Linked DNA regions of Homo sapiens: region 2 is linked to region 1. The links are chromatin contacts, found by Hi-C or POLR2A ChIA-PET in ENCODE. All regions are on one chromosome and are shown on one strand. Each heading gives the region's core, a stretch centred on a gene start or an enhancer-like site at or near the end of the contact. The rest is flanking DNA. Distances are from core to core; before and after follow the strand shown.

Region 1 (4,017 bases), core at 151-2,650:
GCTGGGGCTCTATGTGGGGTGCAATGGCCATGCACATGTGTGTGAATGCACACACACACACACACGAGTGGAAAAAAAAATCTTGAAGAAAAGGCCGAGGGAGAATATTTGACCAGCCCAGGTACAGGGGAAACCTCACTAAAAATGAGCTGCTGCTCCCTGGAATCTGAGGGCTCTTCTCTAAAGATAGAGCAGATAGAGCCTTGGGCAGATAGAGCCTTGGTTCCTGGCTAGGCAACGAAAAGGCAGCATCAAGAGAAGAGGCAGCTGCTGGCTGCAAAGGAGTGTGGATATGCAGGCCAAGCGCTGTCCACAGTGAAGGAAGTTAACCAGGAGATTGTGATCAGATGAGGTATGAATTTCTCTTGATGGTTCTGTGTTTTATATAGAATATTTGGAAATGTCTAAAAATCATAGCACCTCAAAGTTGGAAGACAGCTTCCCCCCTATAAACAGTCACTGTTAAAGCTATTAAAGAGTGTGAATGTACATTAGGAAAAACTGAACCAAGAAAGAGACCCGGGAGGGTTTGATGGTGGGAAGAACCAAATTCCTGCCAACCAGAATAGAATCCCAGAGAAAAATGGATGCTAGCCAGAGAAATAGCCCCTTCCATAGATTGTTATCTAGGGAGAAACAGAGGGAATGAGGAGGAGTCCAGCACAGCCTCAGACAGACATATCTGGGCTCTAAAGCACCTCCCTTTCTATGTTTTATGTCTTTAGTTTCATTCATTTTTTCGCATATATTTACTGAACATTCAGTACAAGCCAGGTACTTTTCTTGATGTTAGGGAGACAGAGATAAAATAATCAGATAAGGCTTTGTTCTCTTGCATTTAACACAGGCAATAAACAAGAGGGAAGAACATGAATGAATAGGATTTAGATGCCACTAAGTATCCTATGAGTAAAATAAAGCCGACACTTGTCACGAACAGTGACTTGGGACAGGGCCTGCTTTAGGAAGAGTGGTCAAGGAAGGCCTCTCTGAGGAAGGCTCCTCTGAGTTGCAATAGAAGCAATGAGAAGGAATCAGCCTTAAGAAGACGTTGGAGAAAGGCATCCTGAGCAGAGGGGAGGAAATGCAAAGGCCCTAGGAGGGCAGGGGGCAGGCAGGTGGGGTGGAGCTGGAGAAGCGCATCTGGAGTAGAGGCTGAGAACAAAGCCCAGGGGCAGGTCCTGCAGGTCCCTGAAAGCCATGATGAAGCCAATCAAAGTGGGCAGCCATCTGGTGCACCGTGGCGGAGAGGAGTTTCCTTCCTGCACTGGAGGAGGCCACTTCTCCGAGAAGAGATGCATGGAGTGAGCTCTGCACCCACACAGGAGACTCCAGGAGTGGTGCTTACAGCGAAGAGCCACCAGATGGCTCCATGAAGAGATGGCCCACTTTGCTTTCTCCTGCCATTGCTGACGCTTTTCCTGTTGTAAGGTAGAAGCACTTTTTCCCATTGAACGAAAGCTTCTTCAACAATCAGCCACTTTCCTTTCCTTTTTTTTTTTTCAAACAAAATGAACCAATAGCAGCCAGTAAGTACAACAGGGCAGGCCAAATAGAAACCATCTTTGCCATCCTGACAGCTAAAATAAACAACTCCTCCTAACCAGGGGGCTTCCTCTGGGCTCCATTCCTAAGCTCCCCTTTTCTCAAAGTGCTGTGCTCAGTCCAACAGGCTGGATCACCCTCCTTTCCAGAAAGTCAATCCTAGGAAAAAGGAATGCCTAGCCCAGGCCACAGGCCAAACTTTAACTCTCCAAGTAGATTACCCAGGAAGTAATAACATCTGAGCACTTAAACAACTCACTGTGACAGTGTGCATGAGAACATGGGGCTGGGAGAGCAAGAGGAGCTTCAGAATAAAAAGGCAGACAGGATGGTGGCTACTTTCACAAAGGTTTTCTTGCAATAGTATGTATTAGTAAATCAAGTCAAGAATCGCTCCAGACTGTCCAACGCCCACCAGCCCTGGAAACTGTTGTTTGGTGTGAAAGAAGGAGCTTCAGAGAGCAGCACACAGCTGGCATCAAGAAGCAAAGGTCTGCAGGACTTGTCAGTGAGTCTAATGAACTCATCAAGGAGCCACAGGGCCCAAGGCTTTTCAGGACACTCTGAAGAGTCAACAGGGAAAAAAAATAGCCCATCTTTAAGGAGCCTGCAATCAAATGTTGGTCATGAGAACTCTTGCCCAATGGAATTTTTTCCTTCTTTTTCATCTGTTGGAATTAGTCTCTCCCTCCCCTGAGCTCCCACAGTACTTGGTCCATATTGTAGTTATACCCAGACCTGTGTCCCTCAGTAGATGGAGAGCTCCCTGAGCCCAGGCCTACCTGTCATCCACATTTGTGTCCTCTCACCCACTCAGGACCTCCCATAGAGCCTGGTGCCTGGCTGGCCCTTCACAAATGCTCATTGAACTAAATTTTGATGTGGAAACAGGAAGCCCAACCACAGGGCCCAGGGGAGAGTCTGTGAAGTGAGTGAAGCGTTGAGTTACATTGGATCTGAAAAGTACTCTTCTTAGCACTGACAAGGCCTAGCACATGGTCAGCCCTTAATAATGGTGTTTTGTTGTCTTTTTTTCCTCCTATGAGGTAGGATTTAAGAAGCTTAAAAAAATTTTTTTTGAAGTTCTCTTTTCCCTCAAATCCCTCCCCTCTCCCTGACATTATGCCTATAATCTCTAAATGAGTCAAACTAGTGAGATAGGGCAGTGAAGGGACCTATGTTAAATGAAATCTGGGACGGCAACTTGTGTGGATATTATTATCCCCTTATGGAAAATGAGGAAAACGAAGCTCAGAGAGGCTAAGTAACTTGGCTACTGTCACACAGTTTGCAAGTTGCTAAGCCAGGATTTAATTCTAAACCTGACTTCACGATAGTCCTGCTGCCGCTGCGTTAGGCCAACCTTGCATGGTGGCATGGAACCAGAGCAGAGCTTCCTAAAGTGGGCGTCTGTAGGGGGATCATGGATTCTCTCCAAAATGCACATCTCAAGGTTTCACCCTTACCTACTTAAGTCAGAAGAAAGATCTGGGAGAGAGAATTGCATGTTTCTTTTCTTTTCTTTCTTTCTTTTTTCTTTTTTTTTTTGTTTTGAGACAGAATCTCACTCTGTCGCTCAGGCTGGAGTGTGGTGACGTGATCTCGGCTCACTGCAGCCTCCGCATCCCAGGTTCAAGCAGTTCTCATGCCTCAGCCTCCCAAGTAGCTGGGACTATAGACATGCACCACCACGCCTGACTGATTTTTTTATATTTGTAGTAGAGATGGGGTTTCACCATGTTGACCAGACTGGTCTCGAACTCCTGAGCTCAAGAGATCAACCCGCCCCGGACTCCCAAAGTGCTTTGATTACAGTTGTGAGCCACCACACCCAGCCAGGATTGCATTTTGATAAGCTCCCCAGGTGGATTCTTATCCCCATGTTTGAGAACCACTGATCGTGGGACAAGAATTAAAAGTCTTTGGCTCCTTTCTCCTATAAGAATGGCCATAATCAAAAAATAGAAAAATAATAGATGTTGGCATGGATGTGGTGAACAGGGAACACACCTACACTGCTGGTGGGAAGGTAAACTAGTACAATGACTATAGAAAACAGTGTGGAGATGCCTTAAAAAACTGAAAGTAGAACTACCATTTGATCTAGCAATCCCACTACTGGGTATCTACCCAGTGGAAAAGACGTCATTATACAAAAAAGACACTTGCACACGCATGTTTATGGCAACACAATTCACAATTGCAAAAACATGAAACAAATCCAAATGCCCTTCAATCCATGAGTGGATAAAGAAACTGTGGTGTGAGTAGTATGATGGAATACTACTCATCCATAAAAAAGAATGAATTAACGGCATTCGCAGGACCTGGATGAGATTGGAGACTATTATTCTAAGTGAAGTCACTCAGGAATGGAAGACCAAACATCGTTATGTTCTCACTCATAAGTGGGAGCTAAGCTATGAAGATGCAAAGGCGTGAGAATGACACAATGGACTTTGGGGACTCTCG
Region 2 (4,400 bases), core at 1,848-4,347, 220 kb before region 1:
ATGAACTAATATAGCTAATGAGGCAGCTCTTAGCCACCATTAAGTGAGGATTATAAAATTTTTGGCCTACATTTAGAAACAATTCACATGGGCCATCTGAAATGTAAAAGAGGGGCTGGGTGTGGTGGCTCACACCTGTAATCCCAAAACTTTGAGAGGCTAAAGTGGGTGAATCCCTTGAGTTTAGGAGTTTGAGACCAGCCTGGGCAACAGAGCAAGACCCCCATCTCTATAAAAAATAAAATAATTAGCCAGGCATGGTGGCACACACCTGGCAGTCCCAGCTACTTGAGAGGCTGAGGTGGGAGGATTGCTTGAGCCCAGGAGGTGGAGGTTGCAGTGAGCCAAAATTGAGCCACTGCACTCCAGCCTGGGTAATAGAGCAAGACATTGTCGCAAAGAAAAAAAAAAAAAAGTAAAAGAAAAGAAAGCTCAAATCAAAAAGTCAATGTACCAGTATACAATGTATTCTTTATTATGGAAGCTTATGCTTAAAGTTTATAAATCAAATTCACTGCTAAATGTGATGAAAGTATAAATAAATAGATATTTTGATAGTTTCACTTTTTAAAATAAATTTTAGGAAGAATTTGAAGATGACTGGAAAGACTTTGCTTATTTTAATGTAAGTTGTTGAAATTTTGACTGAGTTGGTATCTCACGTTAATTAATTTGTTAATTAACTACATATGTTTAGTTTGTGGCTTATAAGATAGCAGTTTTTTCCTTCTGGGACAAGAGTTATCAACTCAATGAACTTGAACTACAGAGGAAAAATTGCTTGCTCATTTTTTTTTAAGAGATTGAATGTTTTTAGCCTTAGACTTGATTGAGCTGTGGGTAGATTCAGATGATACTAATCACCTGTGGTTGAAATGCCTTCAACTCAATAAAATCATGATTTCAAGGGAAAAAAAAGAAATGTAAAATAAGACAATATCCATAAATTCAGGTACCCCTCAATCTAGAGGGGAGACAGACAAATAGACAATGAAAATACAATGTGATAAATACTGTAAGTGTGGAGAGCACTTTCCTCCCATCTACATTGTTTTCTGAAATCTGCATTTCCCATTGATGAAGTGAGGTACAATAAAACCTCAGTAACTCTAATCCTTTCAAATGAAGTGAGTCAGGCTTGATAGGTTGGTTTTTCAAATAGCATTTGATGAGCACTTATTGTGTGCCAAACCCTGAACTTCTCACTTTACATGGATTGAATCTGTACAGTAATCCTGAGGTTGGCATTGTTGTTTCTAGTGGGGCAAGAAAAAGTCAGATCTTTGGGAAAGAGTTTACAAATTGGATTTGTATGCAAAAATGCCACACTCATACATAACTAACTGAAAACTAAAAATAAAATAAGATATGTTTTAAACTAACAGATTAGCAAACATTACCCAGTGTTAAGAATGTGGAGAAATAAGAGCTCTCATTTACTATTGGGGGGATTGTGATTTTGAAGGGCCATTTAGCTATATCAGAAATAATTTTAAATATGCTTACCCTTTGACTCAGCAGTTCTATTACTAGGAATTTATCCTGGAGATAGTCTCACAGAAGTTCAACAAAGGTATGTGAATTGTCTTAGTCAATTAGTTTGTGCTCCTATAACAAAATACCTTAGACAGGGTAGTTTCTAAGCAGTATAAATTTATTGCTCACAGCTCTGGAGACTGGGAAATTCAAGATCAAGATACTGGTAGATTTGACATCTGGTGAGGGTTCACTCTCTCCTTCAGAGGTGGCGACTTCTTGCTGCATCCTCACACAGTGGAAGGGGGAAACAAGTTCCCTCAAGCCTCTTTTGTAAGGTCACTAGTCCCATTCAAGAAGTCGTAGCCCTCATGACCAAATCACCTCCTAACGGCCCCACCTCTAAATACGAACACATTGGAAATTAGATTTCACATACGAGTTTTGGGGAGACACAAACCTTCAGACCATAACAGAATAAATGTGTTTGTTGCAGCATTGTTTCTAACAGCAACAAACTGGAAAAAAAATGAAATTCCCAGCTCTGAAAGACTAGTAAACCATGGCAATTCATGTTATTAAATTAGGTAGGTCCCCATGAACTGCTAGAAATCTGTCCAAGATATGTTGCTTTAACAAAAGCAAGATATAAATGATAGCTATGGTAAGATTGTGTTTCCGTTATTAAACGGGAAGTAAATATGCGGGCTCATTTGTAGAAAATTTCAGGAAGGGTATTAAGAAACCACTGACAGTAGTTACCCTGGAGAATGGGGCTGCCAGTTCTGATACCAAAGCAGTACTTTTATTTTTTCACTTTATACACTTTCATCATGTTTGAATAACTTTTTAAAAAGTTTTGTAATTCAGATAAAAGTAGTTTTAAAACACCAAAAATAATTTAATAATATCTTTCCATTAAAGATTTACACTGTACATAACCATATCAGGGACCGAGAAGTTCCACTTAATTTTATTTAAGCCAGGCATTTCAAAAATATATTCGTCCAAAGAATTTTGTTGTTGTTTTGCCTAATAACTATTAATATGTCATGGTTCCTGTGGGAGGCACTGACTTAAGAAATTACAAAACAACAAGCAGCCTAAAGTCATACAGGCAGGGAGTAGGGAGACAGAATTTCAGACTCAAGATCTGAAGCTCAATTGATATTCCTCAAAAGTGTACAATCAGGATGGAGAAAGAGACCTGAGTTGCTTATGCTAAATGAATCATATCTTGTTTCTTAGGGGTAAAAACATTACTCCAGAATTTTCTATAAATCTTAAATGGTACATCATAGTTTCCTAGGAAGAGGTAGGTATAACCCTCAGCAGGAAGAGGAGAAAAAAACCACACACTTTTTTACTTGAATTATATTTCCTGACATTTAGAAGGGTGTCATTTCACCTCTATCATTTCCCCCTTTTAAAATAGATAGTTAACCTGTAAAAAGGGAAGTAAGGGTTTGTCAGGCAATTTTGGTGTCTGCTGACAAGAATACAATTTCCACATTCATTTATCTTTCTGAATCTTTTCCAGGCCAATTACCTTCTCCTATCACTTCTTTAGATCTTATAATCCTTAAGTCTCCCAAATGAGGCTGTTAATTCAAACCTCTTCAACGGTTTTAACTAGATATGTAAACAACTGCTTTTATCAATTAATATAGCCCCCTACCTCCAGGGACATAATATGGAAGAAAGTAAAACAAGTACTTTTCCTCAAAGATGACAGTATAAGAGTGAAATATGTAAAGGGAAGGACTGTGAGTAAAACCATCTTTTCTCCGCATGGCCCATGCCATCATTTCAGAAGTATTTACTTCCAGAACTTTACTCTTCAATTAAAACTGTAAAATTGTGTTGAATGATTATAAATACTACAAAAGTCCCTGCCGTAGATAAAGTTGGAGGTAACAAAGTTGCCCAGGACATATTTGGTGAGGAGTGTTATCATAGCTGAATTTTGGCTGCTGTAACCTATATATAAGAACTAGATCTGAGATTTTTAAAAAGCAAGTAAAATCTGCAGGTGGTCCCTCTGAATAGTGAGGCCTAGTTCTTGACCTGGGACCAGCAGTAGACACGCAGCCAAGGAGGTAGAATGCCAAAAGGCAGAGAGTACTTTGTGCTCCTTTGGCTTGGTTCTGCTAGCAAGGCAAGAAAGAGGAGAGAGAGACATCAGGAGCATGTTTACTTCTCTCTCAGCCTCCCTTTCCCATCTTTCTCCCCTCTCTCTCCCTGGCTATCTTTTATCATCCAGGGAAAGTTAGATTTTTTTTGTTGGACTTACTGATATGATTGGCTTGCTCTTCATTACAGGTGCTGCTGAGCCTGGGAGCCATATAAAAGAGCTAAATTGTAGTAACTCTCGTGGCTAGAGGGCAGTTGAGCCAGCCAGTTCCAAATGGACTGGAGAAGGGCAAACGTATCATCAACCTCCACCGCCATGAGAAAGGAGAGCAGACCACCACCCCTAAAACAGTGTGGCCCCCAGCTCCTTGTCCAACTTCTCTCCTCATGTGAATCTGTTTTCTGAACTAAGTCCTCCCCTTTACTTAGAACGTTCATTTGCACACACATCAATAGTATACCGTTTAGTGGATAATGATTCTGTTATTACTTTGCATGTGTTTCATTTCCCCCAGTAAGATGTAAACTCTTGAAAGACCTTAATACTGTGTCTCATGGCAACAAATGCCAGACACCAGGATGCTCATTTGACTGAATCAATAATTGAAGAAATATTTCACCCATTTCTTTTTGGTCTTGGTCTCTAACATTAAAGTCTTCCACTCCTTAAATTTCTTTAGTCCTCTATTTCCCTGTCAGAGATATAATTTAGAGCTGGCCTTTGGGAACGCAACCTCTGACCCTTGATACACACTGCCAAAAATTTAATTTTTCAGATGGAAAAAGTCTCT

What was found. A loop is a pair of places that touch in the nucleus more often than their neighbours do. ChIA-PET counts read pairs that join two places held with the same protein, here RNA polymerase II (POLR2A). Pooled maps may share reads with other maps.
Region 2: a map with no recorded cell type shows a loop between it and region 1 (2.3-fold over the local background). The contact joins two enhancer-like sites. A Hi-C loop is called at or near these places in 6 of 37 single-sample maps with no recorded cell type and 1 of 50 pooled maps. POLR2A ChIA-PET finds 5 or more read pairs at or near these places in 3 of 52 experiments (OCI-LY7, PC-9 and activated B cell).

The regions. Positions count from the first base shown.
Region 1 is chr10:88,111,879-88,115,895 of GRCh38, reverse strand. No RefSeq gene overlaps it. Among named protein-coding and RNA genes, the nearest start is that of PTEN, 250 kb to the right of the region's middle. RefSeq lists an enhancer at 1,042-1,381. Within about 2 kb of position 1,400, at least 7 of the 41 ENCODE cell types and tissues checked have a DNase peak (open chromatin) inside an H3K27ac peak, as active enhancers do; they include OCI-LY7, where a contact is called at or near this core.
Region 2 is chr10:88,331,233-88,335,632 of GRCh38, reverse strand. The region is part of intron 5 of RNLS (renalase, FAD dependent amine oxidase); the gene reads left to right. All of the region lies in intron 1 of LOC101929727 (a long non-coding RNA gene), which reads right to left. Among named protein-coding and RNA genes, the nearest start is that of RNLS, 250 kb to the left of the region's middle. Within about 2 kb of position 3,097, at least 3 of the 41 ENCODE cell types and tissues checked have a DNase peak (open chromatin) inside an H3K27ac peak, as active enhancers do; they include OCI-LY7, where a contact is called at or near this core.